Regions from separate parts of the Homo sapiens genome. Here region 1 is linked to region 2. A link is a contact called in ENCODE Hi-C or POLR2A ChIA-PET data. All regions are on one chromosome and are shown on one strand. The core of a region is the stretch at or near the end of the contact, and the rest is flanking DNA. Distances in the headings are between cores, read along the strand shown.

Region 1 (6,934 bases), core at 2,442-4,941, 74 kb after region 2:
TTTGCATCTTCCTCATTCTCCCTCTGCCTGCTACCATCCATGTAAGATGGGACTTGCTCCTCCTTGCCTTCCGCCATGATTGTGAGGCTTCCCCAGACACATGGGACTGTAAATCCAATTAAGCCTCTTTCTTTTGTAAATTGCCCAGTCTCGGGTATGTCTTTATCAGCAGTGTGAAAACCGACTAATACAGGAGGATTACTAGATTAGGGGATAGACAGAGCTAGAAGATGATAAAGGTCTCTATTTCCTAGGGCTGTTCTAACAGAGTACCAAAATCTCTGTGGCTTAGGACAACAGATATTTAATGTCTTGCAGCTCTGGAGGCCAAAATTCTGCAATCCAGGTGTCAGCAGCACTGTACTCCCTCAAAAACCTATGGGGGTCCGGGGCAGTGGCTCATGCCTGTAATCCCAGCACTTCGGGAGGCTGAGGAGGGCAGATCACCTGAGGTCAGGAGTTTGAGACCAGACTGGCCAACATGGTGAAAACCCATCTCTACTACAAATACAAAAATTAGTTGGGTGTAGTGGTACACATCTGTAATCCCAGCTACTTGGGAGGCTGAGGCATAAGAATCACTTGAACCTGGGAGACAGAGGTTGCAGTGAGCCAAGATCGTGCCACTGCACCCCAGCCTGGGTGGAAAATGAGACTGTTTCAAAAAAAATAAATACATAAAACCTATAGGGGAAACTTCCTTGCCTCTTCCAGCTTCTGATGACCCTGGATGTTCCTTGGGTTGTGGCAGCATTACCCCAGTTTTCATAGGGTGTTTTACCTGTGTCTTTTCACACAGTTCTCCTTGGACATGTCTGTGTCTAAACTTTTTATAAGGACACTGGTCATATTAGACTAGGCTCACCCTCATGACCTCATCTTAACTTGGTTAAATTTGTGTCTTAGTCCATGCAAACTGCTAGAATAAAAATACTATAAACAGAATGGCATATAAACCACAGAAGCTTATTTCTTACAGTTCTAGTGGACGTGAAGTTTAAGATCAAGGCTCAGGCAGGTTTGGTGCCTGGTGAGGGCCCTCTTCCTCATAGAGGACACCTTCTAATTGTATTCCCACATGGTGGAAAGGGAAAGTGAGTTCCACTGGGTTCCTTTTATACGAGCTCAAATTTCATTCATAAGGGCTCCACCTTCCTAACCTAGACACCTCCTAAAAGACTATCTCCTAATATGATCACATTGGCTATCGGGTCTCAACGTATGAATTTTCGAGGAACACAGACATTCAGACCACAGCCATCTATAGAGACTCTATTTCCAAATAAGGTTACATTCTGAGGTGTTAGGGGTCAGGACTTTAACATATATCTTGTGGGGGACACAATTAAGCCCATAACAAGGTCTGAGTGACCAGAGACATTTCTGTAGGCTTAGACTTTAGAGGGTCAACTGCAATGTAATACATAACGGGATGCGTCTCGATGGTTTTTTGGGTAGGCAACACCCTTTTTCTCAGGATGCTTTCTGCAAGAGCTTGTAGGGTATGATGAATGGTATTATAAAAGGGGATCAGTGGGCTCAGAAAGGATACATTAATTCCAGGATGAACAGACGTCTGCAGGCCTTATTTGCAGAAAGTGTGTGGTGGTAGGGCAGAGGAACTTACACTGTTCTTCTCCCCGTTCCCTCTACTCACTATACTGCAGCTCCACTTGTCTATCTCTGCCTCAGAAAACTACAGATTGGGCAGCCCTAATCTTTCCAAAATCCAAAACGCGTCAACATCCAAAACTTTTTGAGCACTGACATGAGGCCACGAGTGGAAACTTCCACACCTAAGTACTTAATGCAAAATTTGTTTTATGCACAACATTTTAAAATATTTTACAAAATTACCTTCAGGCTAGGTGTATATAAAACATAAATATATTTTGTGTATAGGTTTGGTTCTCATTTCCAAGATCTCATTATATGTATGCAAATAGCCCAAAAATCTGAAAACAATCTGAGATCCAAAACACTTCTGGTCCCAAGCAATTCAGATAAGGGATGCTCGATCTGTACCTAGGCTGTCCCAGCCTCAAGGCCTGTGCACTTGTCATCCCTTTGCCTGGAATATTCTGTCTCGGAGCTTCTCATGGCTGGCTCTCTCTCATCACAGAGAGCTCATCTTGGAGGCCACCTGCTTAGAAAAGCCTTCCCTGGCCATCACGCCTAATGTACTGCCACCTCCTTCACTGTTTTCATCATTTTCCAAAAAGGTATTATTTTCACACTTGTTCATCTGCTTAATGTTAGTTTCTCCAATTATAAGGTCCACAAAAACTATTGTCTCCTACCCCCTTTGTTCAGCACTGACTCCCAATGCACCGACTAATGCCTGGTGTGCACAGGTGCTAAATAGCAACAAAAGGAGCAATAGGAATAATCATCTTTGATTGGATGAATAAATGTAAGCACATACAATGCATAAGTCATTTAACCTCCCTCGACCTCATTCATAAATAAGACTTTGACCCAGGTCTTATCTTTAAGATCCTTTCCAATCTTATAATGCCAGTTATATAACAGCCCGATAGAATCTGAGAGACCCACAGGAATGTTGCTGCTCAACATGCACATTCATATCTCAAGCCAAGAGAAGAAAGGTCCCGTGTATTAGACCTTTTAAAAAAAGTCTATCAGGTCAAGATAACTGATCTAATTTGAGCAAAGAATGGTTTAACTTACACACATTTCCTTGCACTTCACATTAATCCTTTAAGCTGCAGCTAGACCACACGCTTCAAAGGTAAAGCCAGGGAACACGATGATCCCATAGGTGCAGCATTGTTGACCCAGCCACCATTTTGGACTGCTGGGTGAGTTCCATTTGGCTTTGACTTTTCTTATGTGTTTAGAGTGTACATGGAGCTTCCTAAACCGTAGAAGTCATCTCATTGATCCAAGAATCACTAAGACCTTTATCAATAATCTTAGTCCAATCTTTTGTTAAGGCATTGAAACTGATTGAGGTCAGCCATTCACTTCTTTCTGCAGCCATGATTAATCTAGTGCCCACTACGGCCCAGGTCTTGAGCTGAGGAGGTGAGAATTCCACTCTTCTTCTCAAGCTCCAACATGTTTAATACTCCCTCCCTTTTAAACTCTGCTGAGCATAGGATCATCTGGTGTTCCACCACCCTACTCACTTATGCTTTGGCCAAGAGATTCAAATGCCTAGAGAGGCAGTTTGAAATTTCAAAGGTCACAGTTATTTGGCGGAAGTCTCACTCTGCCTCATCGACTGTGGTCCTGTGTTGTCTCTTTTCCCGTTTCCAACTCTATGCCATTTCACTTTATTACAGAAGTATCTTTCCTTTCCCCCACATAGTTGCAGCGTAAGATCCCCCCTTCTCTTCCCTTTCCCCTAATTCCAAAGCACAGATCCAGAACCCCCTCCTAGGCAGGTTAATGCCCCATTTGGTGTTATAGGATCTTTACGAGGCTGAGAAATGGAAGCCAGCAGCCTAGCAGCTCTGCCGGAGAGCAGGAAGCCACAATGCAGGGAAAGAGGCAGAAGGAGTCTGGGAGGCGAAGTCTGCCTTTTTTGATGACTGATGTAAGGGCTTCGTACTTGAACTTTTAGTTTTATAGTTCTATAAAAGGCAGCTGACAAAAGAGAACCCGTTTTGGGAGGGTCCAGCTGGCCGGACTGAGCTGGGTGGGGCGGTCCCAACACATGAAAGCCAGGGCTGATTTTCATCCATGATGTCAGAGAGGCGATGGGATTCCCACTGAGCCAGAGGATAGGAGAGCAGACAGTTCCAGCCCGGGCCCTGCCAATGCCGGCAACAGTTTCAATCCTGGCTTCCTGGCTCTTCTGCAAGATCCTTTTCCTCCTCGGAGACTCTTTGCAGTGTTTGGAAGGGAAGCTCTCTCGCTCAGCCTGCGGGTGTCTGCTGAGGCAGGAGAGCCGCTGGCCTCCCTCCTTGGCTTCCTGGCTCCCCTATACCTCTGCTTGGCTCGGCTCTCTATTTCCTTTCGTTTCAGTGGAGGATGCAGGGAGACTGACAGGGCTGGCTGTGCAGGGGCCCACAGCGTTTTACAGACTTATAGTCCTGAGCTCTTGCATTGCAGCCCCCCACTTCTGGATTTGGTGGGGGACAACCTCTGCTCCCTTCTCTGACTCAGACTCAGACCCTGGACTCCACAACTGGAGAAGCTGCTCAACATACGAAAAGTGGTTGGGGTGGATGGTTGTTTTCAATTAAATCTAATCTGAAGAAACATGGGGGGCTTTTTGGTTGGTGTGTGTGTGTGTGTGTGTGTGTGTGTTTGTTTTTTGTTTTTTTTTTTTTTTTTTTTTTTTTTTTTTGGTCGTTTTTCTTTTTGCTTATTCACATCAAACTATTGCGCTGGCCCAAGCCTGCAGTTTCATGCGGACAAAGCAGGTCTCTCTCCAAGCCCTGGGGGCTGGGGGTGAAGCAACTGCTACTCACTCAGCTCTGACTCAGAGGAGGTTCCTTTTTCCTGGCCAGAAGCAGCGCTGCCCAGTTCCAGGGAGAGGCTGGGAGGAGCAATGGAAGGGAGCCCAGAAGGGCAGTTGCAGAGGGTGCCGAGCGCTGGTTTCCTGATTCACGAAGGTTTCAGAAGCCGAGTGGCTCTGGCCAGCAGGCAGGTCCCACGACGCGCCTAATCTGCATGATCAGCTCCTTCTTTTGGAGACTGACCAGATTTACCCCCATGAGCCCTGGTAGCAAGGCCAGGAGAACAGGGTTAGAGCAAAATCCCAGGGTAACGCTGCTGAATGGCCTAAAGTACTGAGGCCATCCATCATCAAAAAATGATCGTGCTATACTATTTAAATTTGCTTTGGTGTTTTCTTGGTGTTTCTTTGGGCTGTCTAGCAACACATCATTCCTGCACTCATTCCTTCATCAAAACGCCAAATGTTATTTTCTGGACCTACTATGCACGTGCTAGTTACTACTGAACAATGGAGAGGCATTTGGTAAGTGAGCCTGAAATAACTTAGTGCCTTATTGATGAACTAATTCCCAGAAACCAGGGCTTTTTTTTTTTCTTTTTTTTTTAAACAAAGGCCATAAGGTATGTGTTTTCCTCTGTACCAAGTGGGGCTGGGCATTGGGGGTGGCCCTCTGACCCCCATGACCTACCTTTGGTGGTACACATGGTTCCCTCAAGACTGTCCCCTTCTTTCTAATAGGAAGGGTCCAGATTGGAGATAAAGTTCAAGATCTCCCAAGGAGAATGGAAATGGAGCTTCCTCTGCCAGAGCAATGAGGAGAGAGTGTACAACTTTCCACATTCTACTTCCTCCCTTCTCTTCTTTTTGCTTTCCTTTGTTCATTTTTTATTCATTAAATATTCACTGAGTGGCAATTGATAGCCTCCTTACTATGCAGCATTGCTATAAATTAAATATGTAAATCAAATATGTATAGTAAAAAAAGAAATCTAACAAAGCAACCTATAAGCTTGGTAAGAAATAAGTGGAGTGTGGCCAGGCGCGGTGGCTCACGCCTGTAATCCCAGCACTTTGGGAGGCAGAGGCAGGCAGATCACGAGGTCAGGAGATCGAGACCATCCTGGCTAACATGGTGAAACCCTATCTCCACTAAAAATACAAAAAATTAGCTGGGCATGGCAGCGGGTGCCTGTAGTCCCAGCTACTCGGAAGGCTGAGGCAGGAGAATGGCGTGAATCTGGAAGGTGGAGCTTGCAGTGAACCGAGATCGCACCACTGCACTCCAGCCTGGGCGACAGAGCGAGACTCCATCTCAAAAAATATAAAATAAAATAAAATAAAATAAGTGGGGTGTATTAGGAGTGTTGCATAGCATGTGAGAGCAGACACAGACCTCGCTTCTGACTATCTTAGTGAGGTCACAGAAAATGCTTGATTAAACAACATGCTTTTTAAGGCCCTTTTTCATTATCTCATTTACCATTCCAATGGTCAGAGAGAACAGGACCAGAGGGGTTATGCCCATTATAAAGATGAATAAACTGTGTGGTTTGCAGTTAAGTAACTTGCCTTTTTGTAGCCAAATATGTAGTTCCTGGCAGAAAAAGAACTTTAGGACTTAGAGTAACTAACAGAGGACTGCAGCAGCTGTACCAGACTGGGTAAATATTGGTGCATCAAAGGATGTATATTTTTCTTCCTTTTTTCTTAATACTTTGGGTAGAGATAAAACTTAAAAGAGCATGCTAGTTGATCCATGTTCTAATATTGCCTGCTTTAGAAGCCAGGGAGATGGTAGCATGAGAAGGACTTGGCCCACCATTGTTGGCTTTGAAGATGGAGAAGGGGCCAGCAGCTAAGGAACGCAGGCAGCCTCTAGAAGTTGAAAAGGCAAGGAAATGAATTCTTCCCAGGGAATCCAGAAAGAAACACAGCCCTGCCAATATCTTGATTTCAGCTCACGGAGACCCATTTCAGTTCTGACTTCCAGAACTGTAAGATAATACATTCAGGTTGTTTTAGGCCATTAACTTTGTGTTCATCTGTTACAGCATCTATTTGAAACTAATATAGAAGGATAAATTTCAGTCTGGATAACCCTGGCTGAATTCCCACTGGTCACCCACAAGCATATGTATGGATAATTGCCTGTACACATGAGTTACAAAACAAGATGGCTATGAGGGCTTTGAGAATTTCCCAGTCTAGCTAATTCTCTGAAGCCACTTACAGGATATTCCTATGCCAGGGACAATCAGCATTAGTGAATCTGTCTCCTCGCTGCCTCCTCACTGCCTGCCTCCATTGTTTTTAACAGTGGTTTGCCACTGAGGTCAACACCAGGTTCAGGGGCCCGGCTGTAGAGCACATAGACAGGGTAACAGCTGTGCTGCACAAGACACCTCATGGCTCGCATTTGTTGGCAAAATGCAGCTTCAACAAGTCACAACCTGTAAAAGAAACCACAAAGCCCAGAGCTCTTCGAGAAAGTCAGGACCACGG
Region 2 (7,501 bases), core at 3,592-6,091:
TGCCTAAGCTCCTCCTCCTCCTGTTAGATCAGTGGCCATCGGCATTAGATTCTCATAGGAGCACGAACCCTATTGTGAACCATGCATGGGAAGGATCTAAGTTGTGCGCTCCTTATGAGATCTAATGCCTAGTGGTGGAAAAATTATCATCCACGAAACCAGTTCTTGGTGCCAAAAAGGTCGGGGAGCCCTGCTCTGTAGTATGAAAGATGAAATTTTAAACACACGCTTTTCACAGACATTAGAATATTCACATGTTCCCACCGAGGCTATGGACATCCATGTCACTATTCCATTACACGGTCTATATGACTCTCCTTCCGGACGTTCTTCCATTTCTGGTATTGACAAAGTGTTACTTCTTCAAAGGCCAACCTGTTTGACCATTTGCTCTGTAAAGTCTTCCGTAAGCCTTCAAATAGAGATACTTCTTCCTCTCCTCTTTTCCTTGATGTTTGCCTATATGTATCCTATTGTAAACTCTTGTTATCTTAGCTATTAGTTTGGCTCCTGTAATATAAAGTAAGCTCAAGGTGAGCATAAACCGCATTTTTAGGTCCCAGTGTAAGACAAGGCATATAAAAGATATTCAATAAATATGATACATATCAGAGGAAAATGAACGAATTCATAAACAAATGCCTCATTCAGTGGCCCTAAAGAAAAACACACTTGGTTTGGAAAGTGTTAAAGAGTGGTTAATCCATATGTAATTCTGTGCATTTACATACATATGTAAAATAGTACAGTTCATGTAAAAACAAATGTACAGATACACATCAAATTCATTACTTTATATATTCTGTGGGCACATGCATGCAACTTGAATGTTTCAGTTTAAAAAAAAAAAAAGTGCCCCAAAGGTCTTTCAGAGTCAGGTCTTTCTGTGTTGTTTTGGTTTTCCTTTTTGATTTTCTAATCACTACTAGGGATTCAATGATAAGATATACCCCATTTTTTAGCTATCCTCCTTGGCTGAAAGACAGCTTAAAAAAATTTTTTTTTTTCCTATTAGGAGCAATTGCTGCTATGAAATCCTTGGGCTTTCTACATCCTTGTGCACATATGCATGTTTTTCTTTTCTTTTCCTTTTTCTTTTTTTTTTTTTCCTAGACAGAGTCTCGCTCTGTCACCAGACTGGAGTGCAGTGGTGCGACCTTGGCTCACTGCAACCTCCACCTCCTGTGTTCAAACGATTCTTCTGCCTCAGCCTCTTGAGTAGCTGGGACTACAGGCGTGTGCCACCACGCCCAGCTAATTTTTGTATTTTTTTAGTAGACACGGGGTTTCACCATGTTGGCCAGTCCGGTCTCGATCTCTTCACCTCGTGATGCGCCCGCCTCGGCCTCCCAAAGTGCTGGGATTACAGGTGTGAGCCAATGCGCCTGGCCATATGCATGTTTTTCTTAATGGCAACACCTGAGAAAAAGAGCTGCTAGTTCATAGGAAATGTCCATTTTAAATGTTAATAACTTCTACAAATTTACCCTACAAATTGGTTTACAAATGTAGCTACTTCAATCTTTCTACTCTTTCATACTCCCATTTTATGCTTCAATAAATTCTAATAGATAGCTTCTAAAAGTGTAGTTCCAGATTTTTTTCAATGAATGCTTATTAAACTTAACATCAAATTTTCCTAGTTTCATTGCTAACCTTTAGTTCTTCTATCTCATTAGTTTCTCTTGGATTCATCTTTCTTGTTGTTATATAACTTCTTATAATACCTTCAGAGTGTTTGCAGGAGTTTGTCTTATTACTCATATGTAGAAAGCTATCTTCCTTTCAAGCTCATGCTCGAATAATATCACTAGGTAGAGAATTATGGGCTAAAATAAATTTTCCTGTAGCATTTTAAAATTTAAATTTCTTCCAGCATTTAAAGTGCTTACTGTATTCTTCTGTCTAACATTGATGAGAACTCATATGTCAATATGATTTCTCTTCTATTATAGGTAATCTTTATTTTTTTCTTATCTGATAGCTTTTGGGATTTTTCTCTTGATTCTTTCTGTTCTAAAATTTTACTGCAATATGTCTAGATGAAATAGTAAAGATTGGTAAATAATTAAGAAACTTTCAAATATTTGGATGTTTTATATTAGATGAGTGTATGAATAACTAAATACATACTTACTAGCTATTATTTACTAATAGGTACAATATAAAAGGGCATAGAATAACAGCAGAATGGAGCTCTGATTTTAGCTTGGCACTAATAGGCTGTGACAACTATCTGGATTTGTAACCGCTCTAGGTATCACTGTCTTTGTGGGTGAAATGAGAGGGTTATAGGAAGTACCTCCAAGATGATTTTCAGTCATAAAATGTTGTGCTAGGGACTCTGAGTTTTTAGAAACTCTAAAGGTTTTTATGTGGTCATTTCTTTTTTCTCAAGACAATATGGAACCTAAACAATATCAGTGATGTTGCTGTTTGTTAGAGCTATTTCTTTGAAATGATTTCTAGAAATCAAACATCTCTTAACTCTCTTCTCTTGTGTCTCTTTCGCCAGCAGCTAAATGTATGATTTTTCTTAAGTACAATAGATAAAATCAGGAGAATACAGGAGTATAAAAATGTCGTTAAATGTTTCTTTTAATCTTAGAGCTGAAGTAAAAGGGAGTGTGTATAGGTGAGTGAATTAAAGGATTCCATATGAGATACTTTATATATTCAAACTTTTGCCAAAAGGATACTTAAAACATTCACAAAGGGAATTCTAAGAAGCCAAAAGATTTCTCCCTCCAAAAAGACACAGGACCCCATTGAATTAAAGCTTCCGACCTCTGAGTACCAGGCTGCCCCTGATTAAAAACAAATGGAACACGTGCTATGCAGCATAAGTTTACCTGATTTATGACTTGGAAAATTAAGTTACTATTACTTATGGGGCTTGGAAGCAAAGGCCCAATGCAATAGCTAATTGAGAGTAGAGAAGGGGTATATGCTGAAATTGGGAAAATATATTTTAGGGAATGGCTGAGTGAAGACATCAGGGTATGTAATTAAATGGCTTTTTAAAAAAAAGTCACACTCCCAACAACCTCTTATATCAAACAATTGGAATGTGTTAGTTTTATTAACTGGTCTTCTGCCATTAGCTCCATCAAGCTGGGTATTATAGAGTTCACTTTCTTCATTGCCTATAGTAAACATATTAAAACTTGCATTACCAGGTGTCTCGTAATAATGGAGTATTCGTTTAGGAGAAAAATTTGCGGTAGTTCTCCAATAATTAAAGGCAATTTGAAATGCAAGCAATTTCTGAGTCTTGGTAAACTACCCAAATGACTAGGTAGTTCCTAGGTTCTTCATAGTCATAACAGTATGTTTTGATGAGTTTTCTGATTCATCAAATGAATCACCATTTAATCTTAAGAAGAAATGTTATTTTCTTAGGAGTTAGGGATCAGGAAGTTCTGGTTATGAAAGGTCAAATGCGGGAAGACAGGAGAAGGAATAAGACTATGCACAGGGCCCTTGCTACCAACTCTCATTCCAGTGTAAGTCTACTTTCCAAGCCACTCAGAAAGTTGCATGGTAGGGAACTAAAAATCTCATTATTTCTTACAGTTGGGCTGTGACTATTTGAGTGATAAAATTGATGACATATGGAGGGAGTTTTTGTTTTTATTAGACGATCAATTATTCTAGACACATGGCTGTAATTTGTTCTAATAACTACTGAATGTTTTTGAAATTGAAGGGTGATGCTGTCTAATCATAATAAAAACTGATTTTGCTATCATTGAACTTAGTTACTGAGGAAATATGAATATATACTTATTTAATTACAGTGAAAGAAAATTTTGGCAATTGAGAGTTATTTTACTAATTAAGACACTAAAAGAATATTTCTCTAACCTAAATCTCTCTTTTAAAATTCATACACTTTATTCTATAGTCATGATTCTTGTCTAGGGATGATTTTGCCCTCCAGGAGACATTCAACAATGTCGGGAGACATTTTTGGTAGAGGCCAGGAACGCTGCTAGCGATCTTACAGTACACAAGACAGCCCCTAAGATAAAAACATTTGTCAACCCAAAATATTGGCAGTACCAAAGCTGAGAAACTCCAAAGGAACTTTTAACCATTCAGTATATAGTTCATTAACTCAATAACTGAAAAGTCACATAAATGCAAACTGATTACTATTACTCTAAATGGACTCCATTTTTAAAAATGCGATTTACATACAATTTTTCAGGAGCACATTATCGTTGAACATGAGATAGAGCTGTACAGATTTAAACCCAACAAACAACGCCAAAAGAAAACCCACTCACCATACCATCTGCTGCAGGGAGGAACTTGACCAAGGCCTGACCTGGCACTTTGCCCCCAGTAAGAACTCAATAAATGCTCGCTGAAAGAGTTTTTAAATAATCAATTATTTGTTCAAAATATAAGGATAGGCTTTCTTGAGAATGTCTATGCTTTCTTTTTAATAAAGATCTAAAATGCCCAACGGGAGAAAAATTCATTCCTAAAGAAACTAGATTTGTATCTTATTCAAATTTAAAATAAAATTATTTTTTAAAAATTGTTTGGTTTTAAGATTGTTGAGTTGGTTGAAACAGAAAGTAGCTCCATGGCTATTTTAATCACAGCTCTGGCTCTGTTTCCATAAAAAACACTGACTGTTTCCAGATATAAAAACATTTGCACGACCTCCAGAGGGACGTTCCAAAGTAGCTTTCTGCTGTCTGCAAGACAGGCTGTGCCCAGGGACCCACTTTTCTCTATCAATCTCTAGCAAGAATGAAGTCTTCACTTTAGCTCAGTAGCCTGGGGGAGAAAAGATGTTTCACACCCACTAATTAGGGGCTGTCAGGTAACCCAGGTGACCCCTGAGATGCCAAGGTAATGAATTGTTTGGTCACGCTTCCTGCCACTCTGACTCAGAGATGCTCACACACCAACCGCCCATCTATGAGTCTCTAACCTTTTGGAGGTTTTCCGATCATGAATTTTGAGGAGTAGGAGAAGCCAGAGAAACAGTGGCAAAGACAAAGAGATCCTGAAAGGCCTGGAACCAGAGAAATCAAGAGCCAGAGACAGCTGATTTGGGATGGAAGTTTCCAGCCTTTCACTGAAGTATCTCTCACACATGTATAAACACAAAAAGTGAAATGTCCTTAAGCAACAATCTATTAGTTTAGTGTATCTAGCTGTGTGTAAACATCTAGAAACCATGCATCCCATTTTCTTGCTCACCTGACTTAAAAAATTGGCTCCAGACTAGTATAAGCAATTTTTCTTTATGACAAAGGATTTAAAAAGATTATAAGAAATAAAGGTAGAATTAAATATTAGGATAACAAGGTTTGGAGTGGAAGTTAAAGATGTAACAACCCCTACATCCCTCCCTATCTATCTATCTATCTATCTATCTATCTATCTATCTATCATCTACCTACCTACCTACCTACATATCTACCTCCCTCCCTCCCTATTCCTAGTCTATAATGTAGAAAAAAAGTACACTAACATTTCTTCCCATGGGCAATGATACTAATATTGTATTTTTGGCAGTTTTATCTGTACTTGAAAATAAATTAATGGCTCCCCAATGAAAGTCAAGTGCAAGTTAAAGATGGAAAATAATTGTATTAAGAAAAATGCATCATGCGGACTTAGCGAATTTTTAAAAGATATTTTCACAAAAAACTACTGAACCTAACTTCACTTGTGAGTCACGGCATAGAGCACGGGGAAAGGTCAGTCAGTACTTATTTATCAAAAGTGAGTAAATAAGGTTGATGCCATGAGATGTTCAGTTGTTTGAAAAGTAAGAAATCCAGCCTAATGTCTGCTTGTGTAATGAGTTTAGCCATGTGAAATTGCTGAGTTTTTAGGCCAACAGTAAATATCAACAATTTTACAAAGTTTAGCTTTGTAGCATCGTTTTTTTAAAAAAAATTGTTAGACAACATTTTAAATCTCCCTTCTTACTTTCCAAATCATCTGTGAAAAGGAATCTTCAAAGCTAAATCCTATCTTCCCCTACTGTTGGCATGGAAGGAAATCTTAGAAATAATTTTCTCCTCCGTAGGCATCTAAAATGAATTTTATTTCAAGAAAGAACCAATTATTTCTAGATAAATTGGGATTATGTAGGAAATGGGCCTGTGGGTCCACAGCCATGTTGAGCAGAGTAGGCAGAGGGCAAGGAGAACAAGGAACGGCTAACACTCACAGAGCCAGACCTGATTCTCACTTTTTGACGCATATTTACTCATCTAAATCTCACAAGAAACCAAAAAAATGGTATCATTACTGGCCCCATTTTATGGATGTTGTAACAGAGGCACAAGCAAGTTAATTCTTCTAAGGTCACACATTAGTGGATATTGAGACAAGATTCAAACCTAGGCAGTCTAGTTTCAGAACATACGTACTTAACCCCGGCACTGTACTTTTCCCCAAACAATACCCTGTCCTCCTTCTATATCCCCTTCCTCTGAATTGCCTTTCTTTTTTTCACCTAACTCCATCTGGTGAATACATTTGCATGGGCTCGTACAATTATTCTTTGTCTCTTGCTGCTGCAATGACAGGTTGCTGACAATATGAACTGTGTCTGTCTCATTTGTTAAGGCGTCTTCTTCTGGGTCTAAATGTGGGAGATGCTAAATCATTAGTTGGTGGAGTAAATTATTGTGTGAATGAATGAATGGTGTATTCCACCCTAGGCTAAGGAACAAGGGAAGATTTAAAGCATCAAGTCATTAAATTGAAGCATAAGGTGCCAATCACAGGCAAGACACAACAAAAGGGATTGGGGGCCCTTTTGGGTCAGTCTCTGGGGTGAGTCTGCGGAGGGCACATTTTATACTCTGCCTTGGAATGAGCACATGACATCAAGCCAGTTGGGTCAAAAACGTGTTCCATTCTTGCCTGTGTGCCTGATCCTCACCACCAATACCAAGAGAGCAGCTTTACTTTTCAGCTGCTTCCCAGCAGAGCCAAAGCACTGAGTCATGCACACTCTCCTTCTGATGCATTTCCAAGAAGATTGTCCAATATTCAGATTTTGCCCTGTGGCCCCCAACCCAGAAAATTTCCCCATGCAATCCAAATGGCAAAAACAAGAATTGAACCTGTGCCTTGGTCCTGATTAGCACCAAAAGGTGGCCAAAGTTCTCACTGTGGAGAGTGGAAATACAAACAAGCAAGGTATTGCATAATTGAATGTGAAATGTTTTCATGAATTTAAATGAGAAGTATTTAAACAAATTTACACTTTTCTGGATTATGATTCTGACTGCTTACTGAAGTTGCAGAAAAAGGCCAGGAGCAGTGGCTTATTCCGGTAATCCCAGCCCTTTGGGAGGCTGAGGCAGAAGGACTGCCTAAGACCAGGAGTTCAAGACCAGCCTGGGCAACACAGCGAGATCCTAGCTGTACAGGAAATTTAAAAATTAGCTGGGTGTGGTGGTGTGCACCTGTTGGAGCCTGGGAGTTCAAGGTTGCAGTGAGCTGTGATCACACC

What was found. Hi-C counts contacts between places; a loop is a spot of excess contacts on that map. ChIA-PET counts read pairs that join two places held with the same protein, here RNA polymerase II (POLR2A). Pooled maps may share reads with other maps.
Region 1: a loop to region 2 is called in a map of PC-3, with 2.4 times the contacts of the local background. The contact joins two enhancer-like sites. A Hi-C loop is called at or near these places in 5 of 168 maps with a recorded cell type or tissue (PC-3, PC-9, cardiac septum and 2 more) and 1 of 50 pooled maps. POLR2A ChIA-PET finds 5 or more read pairs at or near these places in 1 of 52 experiments (CD4-positive, alpha-beta T cell).

The regions. Positions count from the first base shown.
Region 1 is chr17:71,971,725-71,978,658 of GRCh38, forward strand. No RefSeq gene overlaps it. Among named protein-coding and RNA genes, the nearest start is that of ROCR, 51 kb to the right of the region's middle. Within about 2 kb of position 3,692, at least 18 of the 41 ENCODE cell types and tissues checked have a DNase peak (open chromatin) inside an H3K27ac peak, as active enhancers do; they include PC-3, where a contact is called at or near this core.
Region 2 is chr17:71,896,155-71,903,655 of GRCh38, forward strand. No RefSeq gene overlaps it. Among named protein-coding and RNA genes, the nearest start is that of ROCR, 130 kb to the right of the region's middle. RefSeq lists an enhancer at 4,178-5,377. Within about 2 kb of position 4,842, at least 4 of the 41 ENCODE cell types and tissues checked have a DNase peak (open chromatin) inside an H3K27ac peak, as active enhancers do; they include PC-3, where a contact is called at or near this core.